Regions from separate parts of the Homo sapiens genome. Here all the other regions are linked to region 1. The links are chromatin contacts, found by Hi-C or POLR2A ChIA-PET in ENCODE. All regions are on one chromosome and are shown on one strand. The core of a region is the stretch at or near the end of the contact, and the rest is flanking DNA. Distances in the headings are between cores, read along the strand shown. Region 1 holds the start of ZBTB37 (zinc finger and BTB domain containing 37). Region 2 holds the start of POU2F1 (POU class 2 homeobox 1). Region 3 holds the start of TOR1AIP1 (torsin 1A interacting protein 1). Region 4 holds the start of SFT2D2 (SFT2 domain containing 2).

Region 1 (2,953 bases), core at 132-2,631:
TAGTATTTTACTACCTGCTGCAAGAATTATGTTTATTATTTTATAAAAGGACTAATATCCCACATGAATGTAGGCTAATATTTCTAAGCTTAAGAATCAGAGCCCCCCCCACAAAAAGACTTTGGTTATAGGGCTGTGAAGCAAACTCTAGGAAAAATCCCACAGCTGTGCCAGGATTCAACCAAGATGCAGAGAATGTGAAGTTCAGTTGTCAAAATTAGGAAAGCTGGGTAAATCTGCCAAATTCGAAGTTGGCAATTCCGAGGTGGTGATGAATACTTCCATCCTGAAACTTAGTTCTCCAGATCCGATGAAAAAATACAGCATTTACCAAGTATGCCAACATTTTTCCATTAAAATATTTTTAAAAAATGGCTGAAACACTAAACCTGAAGCTGTATACAAGATAGTTGAAAGTACAGTTTCAACTACTGAAAATAGTTTGTATAAATCCGAACAGGAAGACATTTACTTAAGCCCAATGTGCGTTCACTTATCTATATATTACATAGTTACACCACACCTGAAACTTCAGGAACTTACTCTGCCAAGCTCACAGTACTGCCCCGCATTAACAACACACTTATTAAATAGGGAAGTGTATACACTGTTTTCAACAATCAACTTTAGCCAATCTGACCTTTTTCCAAAGCGTTATTGTTTGTTTTGAAACTTTTAATCCAATAAGAGCCTCTGTCGATGCCATCATGAATTCAGATGTGTTTATTTTGGAGCCTACACCAGCGCCTTTTTTGTTTGCTCTTTCCGGCAATTCCCCAGTGAGGAAGCCCCTGGAGGAAAGTCTTTCGCTACCGTCGGCACTGGAGGGGTGAGAGCTGTAAAAGGGAGAATTGGGAACGGCATGGGGTTGGCCACTCCAGCACTTGAGCAGCTTTCTTCTGCGTTAGGAAGCCTGGGGAGAGGGGAACTGGCTAAAGGGCAAAATGTCACTGAGGAACTTCGGAGAAGATGGGGACAAGGCGTCGGGCGGGGGAGCCAGCGCTCAGGTGAGAACTAGGAAGGGGGCGGCGCCCAGGGACCGGCTCCAGGCGGCGGCGGGCGGGGAGCTGCCAGGAGGTGGGTGTGCGTATCTGGGTGTGTCCCGGCTGCGGTGGGGGAGGGGGCCGCCCTTCCCGGGGTCCTGAGGGAGGGGCCCCGCGAGGGGGCGGGTCCGGCAGATCAGCCCGGCCGGGGGCCAAGGGGGTGGAAGGTCGCCCGGTGCCTGGAGGCGGGGTGAAGGAAAGTAGCTGAGCGCCCCAGGAGCGCGCTGCGGCGGAGGGCGGGCGAGGTGACCCCGGTGCAGGGAAGTGGCACTGGGGTGTGGGGCCCGAGTCCAGTCAAGGAGCAGCACCTACCTCCGGGGGTGGAAATGGGCCGGAATGGGCCGGAACACCGTCCCGGAAGTGAAATCCCCCACCCCCTCCCACGGAGCGGGCGACGTGCCGGAAGGAAATCACTCAGCCTTACACCGCCCCCCCTTCCCCCATCCCCAGAGCTTTCCTTGCCTCGCGCCCCCTCCCCTCTCTGCTCTTCCTCCTCAGTCGGGAGGAGGGCGGGAGCACGGCATCACGTGGACGGTCATGTCTCTGCCCACAATGGCGAGGAAGGGCGGGGAAAAGGGGCGGACTTAAGGGGTGGGAAGAAGGTGATACTGGATGAGAGGAAGATTGAGGGAGGTTAGGGGGAGGAGCCGAAGCGGACGCTGCCGGGAGCGTGCGTCGTGACGTCATCAAAAGAACTCTTATATACAGGAGCCCAGGCACCATACTGTCTTTTCGAGGTAGGAGTCGACTCCTGTGAGGTATGTTTTATCTTTGCGAATGTTGCGGGTTTTGGGGCGCTCCAGCCTTTGTCTGCTAAGGTCACCCTGAATTGACTGGGACTTCTAAGCCAGTCGCGCGCCTTTGCAGGGCCTACAAGTTGAGGATGGTGGGGGATTGCACATATGGTGCATGCGTGACCTAAGCTGCGACTATGTTAGAGTAGAACTGCGGAGAAGCCTCGGCTCTCGTGCCCTGCCTCTGATGAAGCCTGTGTTGGTAGGGACATCTGAGAGTAATGATGAATGCCAACCGCTCTGATGGTGGCACATGCCGAGTCACCCGAGTAAGCTATTGTTAAGGGCCGTGACCCGAGCCTCCATCAGCCGTCCGCTCTCATGAAAGGCTGTCGGTGGTAGTCCACGTGCTTAAGTGCCTGCATTCCGCAGTGTCACCAATATTTCCATTAGTGTTTCTTTTTTCTTTTTTGAGACCGAGCCTCGTTCTGTCACCCAGGCTGGAATGCAGTGGCTCGACATCGGTTAATGGCAACCTCCGCGTCCCGAGTTAAGCAGTTCTGCCTCAGCCTCCCAAGTAACTGGGACTACAGGCGCGCGCCACCATGCTAGGCTTTTATATTTTTAGTAGAGACGGGGTTTCACCATGTTGGCGAGACTGGTCTTGAACTCCTGACCTCAGGTGATCCACCAGCCGTGGTCCCCCAACATACTGGGATTACAAGCCGTGAGCCACCGCGCCCGGCCGCCATCGGTGGTTCTTAACTGCGGGTGCAGTGCTTCTTTGTAACATTAAGTGTATCCTTTACCTGTCGCTAGATAATGAATGGTATGTTACCTGCATCATTGGTTTAAAAAGACGAACCGTTTTTTTAAAGAACACTCTTTAAAAAAAAGAACCGTGGAACAATGAATTAAAATCTGTACCTGATCTCTTTAGGTATGGTGCTGGGTGCAGATGCAGTGTGGCTCTGGATAGCACCTTATGGACAGGTAAGAATTGGGGAAAGTATGGTGGGAAGAATGAAATCTAAGAGGTGGTCTCAGCCTGTGATGCTTTAAGAGTAGTGGACAGAAGGGATTTCTGAAATTCTATTCTGAGGCTTTAATGTTAACAGCATTTATATTTAACGTGACTGCTGTGAGGTTCATTCTCACTGTTTTGCTTGCATCTTT
Region 2 (2,953 bases), core at 312-2,811, 6.6 Mb after region 1:
AAATATAAACACGGCGTTGGGCTGTGAGTGGCTGTTATTAAAGGTCTGAATTACTAAACATGAGAGGCGGGGAAAGCCAGGCGGCCATTTCAATAATATAAACCTCCCCGAATTAGACATTATTCAAATGAGAAGAGGTTCAGCTAAGCAGAGAGTAAAGACGACCCAGCACACAGCGAGAAAACACCGCCACAGAAGAAGGGAGGGGGATCCCCGTCCCTCCCCACCGACTCCCAACAGGAGAGAGGAAATCGAGAATACGATCAACTTGTCAGGCCAGCCCATTCTGGGGCAGGAGGGCAGCCCTTTACATCCAAGTTCTCGGGAGGCCTCTGGGCGCTTCTGGGGCCTCGGAGCGAGAGGCCCCGGAGGGCCACCCGCCCCGTGCGTCCCGGTCAGGCGCAGGGGGTGGGGGGAACGGAGGGGGGGCAGCGGGGAGGGGCAAAGGGAGACGGAGGTCAGACCACGCCAGGCACCTCCAGCCCAACTCGCCCGCGAAGCCCCGGCCGACAACGCAAAGGGGCTGCCGACCGCCGGCCGGGGGCGCGCGGGCCGCCCCAGAGGACATCCCCTCGGAAGGAACTTGCCCCAAGGACTCCTTCCAATCCAGTCCACCCCCCAGGGGGGGCACGCAGACCCCTGCGCGGGTTCCCCACCCCCGCCGCCCCAGGCCACCTCGCAGCGCCCACGACCGCTCACCCCTACCCACCTAGAGAGCAGGCCTGGCTTGGGTCAGGCCACCACATTGGGGACCAGTGGGGCGAGGCCGAAGTGCCTGGGGCCGTGACCCCCGGGCTCAGCCCCGCGCGGGGCGCGGGCAGGGAGCTCTCCCCGCGCGCACCCCCGGTTGCCCTGAGGGCCGCCCCCCAAGGCGGGCAGCGCCCCCCCGCCCGGGCCCGCTCCCGGGGGAAGACGCGTGCGGGTGTCCGGCCGCCGGGGTCCGCTCCGGCCCCGCCGCCTCCCCGGCATTGTGCTCGCCGCCGCCTCCATCCCCCTTCACGCCCCCCACCCCGCGCCCGCCCGGCCCCGGCCGCCCGCCCGCGCCCTACTGCGCCCCGCCGGCCCAGCAGCTATGAATATGTAAAATGTCTTTATTGTCCTCTCCCTCTGCCCCGGCCCCGCCGCCCCGCCGCGGACCCGCTCGGGTTCGGGCACGGCGGCGAGGAGGCGGCAGCGGCGGCCGGCAGAGGAGGAGGGCCGGTGCCGACGGGCAGACGGCGAGCGGCGGCGGGGTGGGCCGGGTGCAGGAGGAGGGCAGTGGATCGCAGCCCCCTTTGCCCCTTGTCTTCCCCCTCCGCCTGGCCGCTCCGAGCCTCTTTCCCCCTCCGCTCAGCGCCCGGCGGGGGCTCAATGCTCCCCGGCCCCCCATCTCCCCGCCGTTAATTATAATAATCCTGAGTACTAATAAATTATGCTAAGTCGCGGGGGGGGGCAGCGGGAGCCGGGGTTGAGTATGAATATGAATATGTAAAATGCTGTAATGATTACCTGCTGCTGCTGCCGCCGCGGCTGAACTCTCATCTTGACTCGCTGCTCCTCCGTCCGCCATTTTGAATATTTTAACCAAAATCGCCCGGTCGATAAACCCTCCCTCGCTCTGGCTCCCCTCCCCCCTCCCGCCCTGCTTGCCTCCTCCCTCCTCTCCGCCCCCTCCCGCTCCTTCCTCTCCCCGGGCGCGCGCCAGGGGGCGCGCGAGGCCGGCTCTGTTCGCCCCGGCCCCCTCAGAAGAGCTCCACCCCCTTCCCGCGCTCTGCGCACGCGCCTTCGGGGCGCTGTGGCCCTTCGGTAGCTAAAGCAGCGCCCTCAATCAGCCAGGCACCCTGTGGCTTCATTTTTCGTCTCGGCTCTGCGCATGCGCGCCTTTCTCCTGCCGCCAGAAGTGTCGCCGGCGCATGCGCTCCCTCTAGCTCAGAACCAGATTATATAGTATCCCGGGCGCCTGTGTCTTCTTACACTTCTCCCTTTTCCTCCCGCCTTGCTTCCCTCCTGGCTTCGCTCCGGTCTCCCCCAGTGGCCTGTGGCATTGTAAAAGCACGGCAAGGAGCGCAGCGGCCAGAAACGTGGGGGCGCGTGGAAGGGCAGTGAGCGGCCCGCGTGCCCTGTGCTCCGCACTTTCTTCAGGGTTTCCGCGCAGTTGAAACATTGGCAACAATGGATAAGCCGCTCCTCGCTAGGTAATTTCCGGCCCTCTGGGCAGGTAGGGGCGGAAACGACCGCCACGGGAGCCGGGCATGAGGCACCTGCTGAGCCACACGCGGGCCTCCCGCTTTAAATTTGAATCCGAGCTAATCCCCGCCCCCGGCTCTGCTAGTGCAGGAGACCCGGCCCCGGCAAACGCGAGGGGGAGTGTCGTGTGATTGTTTTAATTAGCCCTAAATCTCTTCTGCTCTACTTGCTTCTAACGCCAGGCTGGCTTCCTCGGGAGCTAGGCGTCTTATTAAGTCGCTAATTTCCGCCCTACCCTTCCTTTCTGCCTTCACGCCCCTCTAACGCCGCTCCCCCCAATCGAAACAGACCCCATATTCTGAGGCTTCCCCCCGCGCCTTCTTCCCGCCTTGGAACACCTTTTAAAACCTAGCAGTAAGCTGATGACTAATAAAAATGTCGAAATCGTAACTTCATCGTGAATTTTATTTTGCTGTGTTTCTCAGAGTAAATATGGTATTGGGGAAAGGTTTCGCGTTGCACATATCTTTCTTGGTAACTAGACATAATGTTGCTGAGTTTTCTTTATCTTAAATGGCGAAATTCCCTGGACAAAGTCCCAGGTCTAATTATTTTACGAATTTTTAAAGCCCTATTTTTGTTTGTTTGTTTGTTTTTTAAGAATAGAAAGGTGTATTTCATGGTAAGCAAAGTTTAAAAAAAATCAGCTCTAGTTAATCTGTCTTGAGAGATATGACTGAAGTTTAAATTGGGTAGAACTGCTGGTTCTACAATTAAAAACAAAACT
Region 3 (2,953 bases), core at 333-2,832, 6.0 Mb before region 1:
TTCATCTGTGACTCAGTGTTAGGTCCTAAAATGGGGGGGGCAGGGTGGGAGAGGATAGATTAAGGAAACTGATTCACCTATGACTTACCTAACACTATACACTCACTTTGTCAGCATCCCTTTTGTCCATTTAGACGAAAACTCTAATTAATAGTCTTGTTTTTCAGGTTACTTTGTCAGTCTGATTTGCCAGACTACTTGAGGTTACAGTGACGGCCACCAAAGTGGCAGATTTTTGGCAGGGACCACCACACTGGAGAAACAGCAATCAGCTCAAGTTATCAAACACTGGGGAACATCAGTTCAGGAAAAATGAGTTACCCCATTTCGGTGAAAGTATTGGGTGAGGTCTCAAATCAATTCACTAAACTCAGCAATCCCTCGAAATGCCCACTCACAAAATTTCTCCTTCCTCTCTGCCCACCTGGGTGAGGAGGGAAAAAGACTGAAAGGTTAGATCCTCAGCTGGGGACTCTGGCCCGCGAGCGTTAAAGAAGGAAATGGAAGTGGTTTCTGTAGAAACATCCGCAGGGTAGAGGGAACCGAAATGAAACCGACCCTGCAGTAATTCGCTGTCCCCTCGTGAAGGCCTGCAGAAAAAGGCAGCTCTGACTCCCCTAAATTGATGCCCGATGTTGGGCAGAGCGCCCCAGCCCTGCCCGGGTCGCTCCACACGACCATCTTTCCACTCCTCCGGTCGGCGCTTCCTTCCCCGCTGCGGGTCAGGGTGGCCCTTGCACGGCGGCACAAGTCCAGAGGGGGCTGAGGAATACCCTTTAGCCAATCCCAGTACTTAGTACCCAGGCGGGCATGAGCTCCACCGAGGCGCGCGCCCGCCCCCGCGCGTTCCCTGGCTCGCGGCTGGGACTGTTACCTCCGCGGTCCTCACCTTCAGAGGAATGAGAGTCCCGCAGCCCTCTCCTGGTCATAACAGGAGACGGCTGTAGCGGAGGCTGCTCTGAGTGCTGCTGCTGAAGGCGGGTAGTCCTTCGCGTCTTCATTTCCTCGGTTTCCTGGGGTCGCGGCTGCCTCCGCTGCCTAGACCGAAGGTAGTACGCGCTTTCTCTCACTTCCTCTTTCGCAGAATCGGACCGGAACTCTTCTAGCCGGGTTCGTTTTCCCACCGGGGACCTTTCTTTGGCCACCAGGGGCTCGAAGTCGCCGTACACTTCTGGCGGCTCGTCCGAGAACCTCACTTCCCGCCGGCCCTGGCGCGACGGAGGAGTTCTGTACGCAGGCGCATCGCTGCTGCCGCCATTTTGAGGGGCGAGCCGGCCCCTTCCCTCTCGGATGGGGGCCCTGGGGGTGACGTACACACCCCATCCTTCCCGCACCGCCTCTGCCCGCCGCCCGTCGCCCGCCATAGTTGTTGACGTAGCTTTAGTCGATCGCGAAGATGGCTTTATGGACCCTAGGTTCTCCTGCCGGTGGTGGCGATGGCTTCTCGGGGGTGTTGGGCGGTGGCCGCTGTGGTCAGGGAGGCAGTTGCGAGTCGCTGGGGCCGCCGCCTGCGTCGTCGCTGCTGTGTAGCAAACCTGCCTCTGGGCCCATGGTGTGTCTTGAGGGCTGTGAGAGAGGCAGTGCCTGAGCTGGGTCAGCTGCTGTGGATCGCTCCCGCCTCCTGGCTGGAGGCACCAAAGAGGAGGAGAAGGGGGAGGAGGACGTCTCTGCCATCGCCCTTAAGTAAAGGAGGGGTGGGGGCGATAGAAGGATGGCAGGGCAACTTGCCTGTCCTAAGTCTAGCCGCTCGTGGCAAGTGTTGACTGCGTGTAGGAGACTCCCGTCCTATCTCCCAGTACCAAGTCTCGGGGAAAAGGAGTGCGACGAGGGTGGAGAAGACCCAAGTTTCGCTTCTCGGCCCCAGGCTGTTGCGCAGTTTCCCTGGAATCTTTTTGATCGACTGCTACGTTGACCATGTCCTTCCCAGTGTCCTTAGCAGGAGTGATGGCCAGAGAGAGAACTTTTGCACATGCCATGTTTTCGTGGCAAAAATTTTAGTTTCAAGTACCTTATGAGGGCGGTTACCTAGTTTTGAATTTTGTCACTTGTTGAGGGTGTACAAAATCCTATCTAGAGTCATACTCGTTGGATGTATTTTCTTTTCCGAAATGTACCCATAGGACACATAACCTTATTCCTGGTCTTTAATATTTCTCGGTTTTATACCAAGCAGCAGTGTTCGGAAGACCATGTTAGTGCTACATTGTGCACAGTGAGAAATGAACAAGTTTTTTAATTAAAGACAGCACTGTAATTTTAAGTTGTGATCCATTATTTTTACTTTTATTCTGGATGTGACGTGATACTCTACATTTGATTTAGAATGCTTTATGGACTTTATGGAATAAGAAAGCATGGTAAAATCTATTTGTTTCACCTCCTTATACAAATGTTTACAGATGTGGCTAATCTGCAAATACCTAACCAAATTTAGACACATTCAGAGAAGGTCGATTAAGTTCGTGTAAAGTCTGAATAATTATTGAAAGAAAGCTTAAATTGCCTTCAAATATACAACTGCTTGTAGGGCTTTGTATGATTGGAGTGAATAGATTTAAAAAATTGTAATTTGGATACCAGTTACAATGAGCGATTCTGAAAAGTTTGAAGGTGTTTGTTTATTCTTCCAAGTAATCACCTTAAAATGTTTTTGAGCAACTCATTTGTTGCTCAAACTTGGCACAAATTTCAACTACTTAAGTCGTAATGTGTACTATGTTTTTATTTTATTTTTATTTTTATTTTATTTTTTTTGAGACGGAGTCTTGCTCTGTCACCCAGGCTGGAGTCCAGTGGCGCGATCTCGGCTCACTGCAACCTCTGCCTCCCGGATTCACGCCATTCTCCTGCTTCAGCCTCCCCAGCAGCTGGGACTACAGGCGCATGCCGCCACGCCCGGCTAATTTTTTTGTATTTTTAGTAGAGACAGGGTTTCACCGTGTTAGCCAGGATG
Region 4 (2,953 bases), core at 157-2,656, 5.6 Mb after region 1:
GCAACCACAAACGTGGGTGAAAGCAGCTTGCTGAGAAAGAAGAACTTGCTGAGAAACCAGAAGAAACACTGATTAGTTTCCAGTTGGCCATATCATCTTAACATCCTCATTTCACAGATGGGGAACGGAGGCTAAAGAATACACCAAAAAGCGAAGAGAAACGTTATTTTGTCATCCAAAAAGGAAAACAAAAGCTAAAAGCACCCTAAATAGAAATGCAGCATTCTGTGTGGTTCTACAACATAGGACATTAGTGGCCAGGTTTCAGCACGATCAAAACTTTTCTAATAGGCCGGGCGCGGTGGCTCATGCCTGTAATCCCAGCACTTTGGGAGGCAGAGGTGGGCGGATCACTTGAGGTCAGGAGTTCGAGACCAGCCCGGCCAAGATGGTGAAACCTCGTCTCTAGTAAAAATACAAAAATTAGCCGGGTTTGATGGCGGGTGTCTGTAATCCCAGCTACTTGGGAGGCTGAGGTGGGAGAATCGCTTGAACCCAGGAGGCAGAGGCTGCAGTGAGCCAAGATCGCGCCACTGCACTCCAGCCTGGGCGACAGAGTGAGACTCTGTCTCAGAAAAAAAGAAAAAAAAGCTTTTCTAATAAAACAAACCAACACGCAGGCAGTCTCCTGAGGCGCTGGGTGTCTAGAGACTAGTTGTGGGCAGTGTGGACAGAGACACAAGATGTGGTCCCTGTCCTCATGGGATGGGGGCAGTTTCTCACCCCCAATCACAAGGCAATGTGTACAGGGGCGGGTGGGAGTGTCACACCCTACAACCTAAACCGGACAGAAAACCAAGGCAGAGCTCGGGGCGCGGCCACCAGCCCCGTCGCGAGGTAGGGACCGCCACCCCAACACCCCAGTCCGGGTCTGGGGCCCCGACCCACCCAGCAAAGGCTCCTTCCGCCTGGACCTCGGGGCCCCCAGCCCTACCCGGCCCTAAAGCGCATTCCCCGGCCGGTGGGGCCGGGGCCGACAGCCCAGTCGCCCACCCTCCCACTCGCAGCTCAGTCCGGGGATTTCCTCCTGCGCCGCCCCCTTGTCAGGGAGGATGGGCTGAAGGGGCGCGGGGCAGAAAAGGACGCCGCGGCCACTGCCCCGTGTAGTGCCAGACCTCTTCGCGGAGCCCTGCAGAAGAAGAGGAGGAGAAGGGGCAGAGCTACCGTCCAGAAACTCCAGGGAGTCCCCGCAGGCTTCCCAGGCCCGGGCAGGGGACGCAGGGCGGGAGCGCGGCGAGAGGGGGCCGACGGCCCCGGGCTCACTCACCTCGGACAGGCCGCTCCGGTCCTCCGTGTCCTGCCCGCTCAGCACCTTCTTCAGCTTGTCCATTGCGGCCCAGTCCCCACCAGCTCCAGCTCCTCAGCGGCAGCCTGTTGCGCTCGCTAAGTTGACGGCTCTTCCGGGTGCTAGGCAGCCGCCCAGCCGCCCAGGCGCCAACCGCGGCGCGCCCCGCCCAGGCACCTGCCCACCGGGGGGCTCCCGGCATGCCCCGCGCGCCCGCGCTCGCCTCCGCTTGTTTTGGTCCCGGGGGGCGCGGCGGGCCGGAGGGGCTGGGATTGAAGACCACCAGGCGCTGCCAAACACTAATTCGGCGTCCAGAGCAGTTTCAAACCGGAACGGGCCGCGCTCCCTCGCCCTACTTGATCCAGTCAACGAATGCCGAGCACCTACCACGTGCAAGGCTCCGGAGACACAAAGACGGGGGAGAAGCCTTGTGCAGACGGGAACAAAGGCTGTGGTTCATCCATATTGCGATCGTGCCTACACAGGAAAAGATTTTCTTTTTAATCACTCAAGGCCTTAGTCTGGTGTGGTGGGGCGTGCCTGGAAGCCCAGCTACTCCGGAGGCTGAGGCAGGAGGCTCACTTGAGCCAAGGAGTTCCAGGCTGTAATGAGCTATGACCAGGATACTGCACTCCAGCATGGGCAACAGAGCGAGACTCTGTCTCAAAAAAAAAAAAAAAAAAAGTGACTGAAGGAATGTTGAAAGGAATAATAGATTGTTAAATTGTTTTGTGTTTGTACAATTGTTTTTTTTTCTGACCTTAAAAAAACTAAAAGTAGACTGGGCATGGTGGCTCATGTCTGTATTCCCAGCACTTTGGGAAGATGGCTTGAGCCCGGGAGTTCCAGACCAGCCTGGGCAACATAGGGAGACCTCATCTCTTCAAAACATTCTTAAAAATTAGCCAGGCATGCTGGCGGGCATCTGTAATCCAAGCTACTTGCGAGGCTGAGGAGGAAGAATGGCTTGGACTCAGGAGGTCAAGGCTGCAGTAAGCCATGATTGTCAGTACAGTAAGCCACTGCACTCTAGCTTGGGCAACAGAGTGGAAACAATACAAATGGCCACCAACTGATTAATGGTAAATAAAATGTGACATACCCATGCAATAAAAAAGAATGGAGTACTGACACATGCTACAACGTGGATGAACCTCGAAAACATTGTATTAAGTGAAAGAAGTGTGGAGCCCGAAAATTTGAGACAGGTCTCAGTTAACCAGGAAGTTTATTTTGCCAAGGTTGAGGAACAGCACCTGTGACACAGACTCAGGAAGTCCTGACGACATGTGCCCAAGGTCGTTGGGGCATAGCTTGGTGTTATACATTTTAGGGAGACATGAGGCATCCGTCAATATGTGTAAGAAGTACATTGGTTGTGTTTGGAAAGGCGGGACAACTCGAAGCAAAGGCAGGAAGACTCAAGGGGGGAGGGGGCTTCCAAGTCACAGATAGGTGAGAGACAAATGGTTGCACTCCTTTGAGTTTTTGATTAGCCTTTCCAAAGGAGGCAATCAGATGTGCATTTATCTCAGTGAACACAGTGATAACTTTGAATAGAATGAGAGGCAGATTTGTTCTAAGCAGTTCCCAGCTTGAATTTTCCCTTTAGTAATTTGGGGGGGCCCAAGATATTTCCCTTTCACAGAAGCTAGACACAATAGACCA

What was found. Hi-C counts contacts between places; a loop is a spot of excess contacts on that map. ChIA-PET counts read pairs that join two places held with the same protein, here RNA polymerase II (POLR2A). Pooled maps may share reads with other maps.
Region 2: a loop to region 1 is called in a map of naive thymus-derived CD4-positive, alpha-beta T cell, with 16 times the contacts of the local background. The contact joins the promoter of POU2F1 here to the promoter of ZBTB37 in region 1. A Hi-C loop is called at or near these places in 1 of 168 maps with a recorded cell type or tissue (naive thymus-derived CD4-positive, alpha-beta T cell) and 6 of 50 pooled maps. POLR2A ChIA-PET finds 5 or more read pairs at or near these places in 1 of 52 experiments (WTC11).
Region 3: a map of CD8-positive, alpha-beta T cell shows a loop between it and region 1 (26-fold over the local background). The contact joins the promoter of TOR1AIP1 here to the promoter of ZBTB37 in region 1. A Hi-C loop is called at or near these places in 1 of 168 maps with a recorded cell type or tissue (CD8-positive, alpha-beta T cell), 1 of 37 single-sample maps with no recorded cell type and 11 of 50 pooled maps.
Region 4: a loop to region 1 is called in a pooled map, with 6 times the contacts of the local background. The contact joins the promoter of SFT2D2 here to the promoter of ZBTB37 in region 1. A Hi-C loop is called at or near these places in 6 of 50 pooled maps. POLR2A ChIA-PET finds 5 or more read pairs at or near these places in 2 of 52 experiments (MCF 10A and activated T-cell).

Annotation. Positions count from the first base shown.
Region 1 is chr1:173,866,808-173,869,760 of GRCh38, reverse strand. It overlaps ZBTB37 (zinc finger and BTB domain containing 37), which reads right to left and starts at 1,381. Exons shown (of 5, transcript NM_001122770.3): 1 at 1,356-1,381; 2 at 641-836. GAS5 (growth arrest specific 5) reads left to right here and starts at 1,772. Exons shown (of 12, transcript NR_002578.4): 1 at 1,772-1,801; 2 at 2,718-2,770. SNORD74 (small nucleolar RNA, C/D box 74) reads left to right here and starts at 2,016; the gene lies at 2,016-2,087. SNORD75 (small nucleolar RNA, C/D box 75) reads left to right here and starts at 2,823; the gene lies at 2,823-2,882. RefSeq lists an enhancer at 103-1,302 and a silencer at 937-1,346.
Region 2 is chr1:167,219,494-167,222,446 of GRCh38, reverse strand. POU2F1 (POU class 2 homeobox 1) reads right to left here and starts at 1,561. Exons shown (of 16, transcript NM_002697.4): 1 at 1,489-1,561. The coding sequence starts at 1,549. POU2F1-DT (POU2F1 divergent transcript) reads left to right here and starts at 1,911. Exons shown (of 1, transcript NR_185889.1): 1 at 1,911-2,616. RefSeq lists enhancers at 159-338, 1,869-1,978 and silencers at 399-578, 589-868, 1,089-1,238, 1,589-1,688.
Region 3 is chr1:179,880,914-179,883,866 of GRCh38, reverse strand. TOR1AIP1 (torsin 1A interacting protein 1) reads right to left here and starts at 1,582. Exons shown (of 10, transcript NM_015602.4): 1 at 890-1,582. The coding sequence starts at 1,364. LOC139427322 reads right to left here and starts at 1,551. Exons shown (of 1, transcript NM_001436163.1): 1 at 1,474-1,551. The coding sequence starts at 1,551. The coding sequence ends at 1,474. RefSeq lists enhancers at 616-715, 1,019-1,313, 876-1,635, 1,140-1,677, 1,656-1,765 and 1 more.
Region 4 is chr1:168,224,457-168,227,409 of GRCh38, reverse strand. SFT2D2 (SFT2 domain containing 2) reads right to left here and starts at 1,406. Exons shown (of 8, transcript NM_199344.3): 1 at 1,268-1,406. The coding sequence starts at 1,330. RefSeq lists enhancers at 200-249, 370-449, 752-1,485 and a silencer at 1,110-1,739.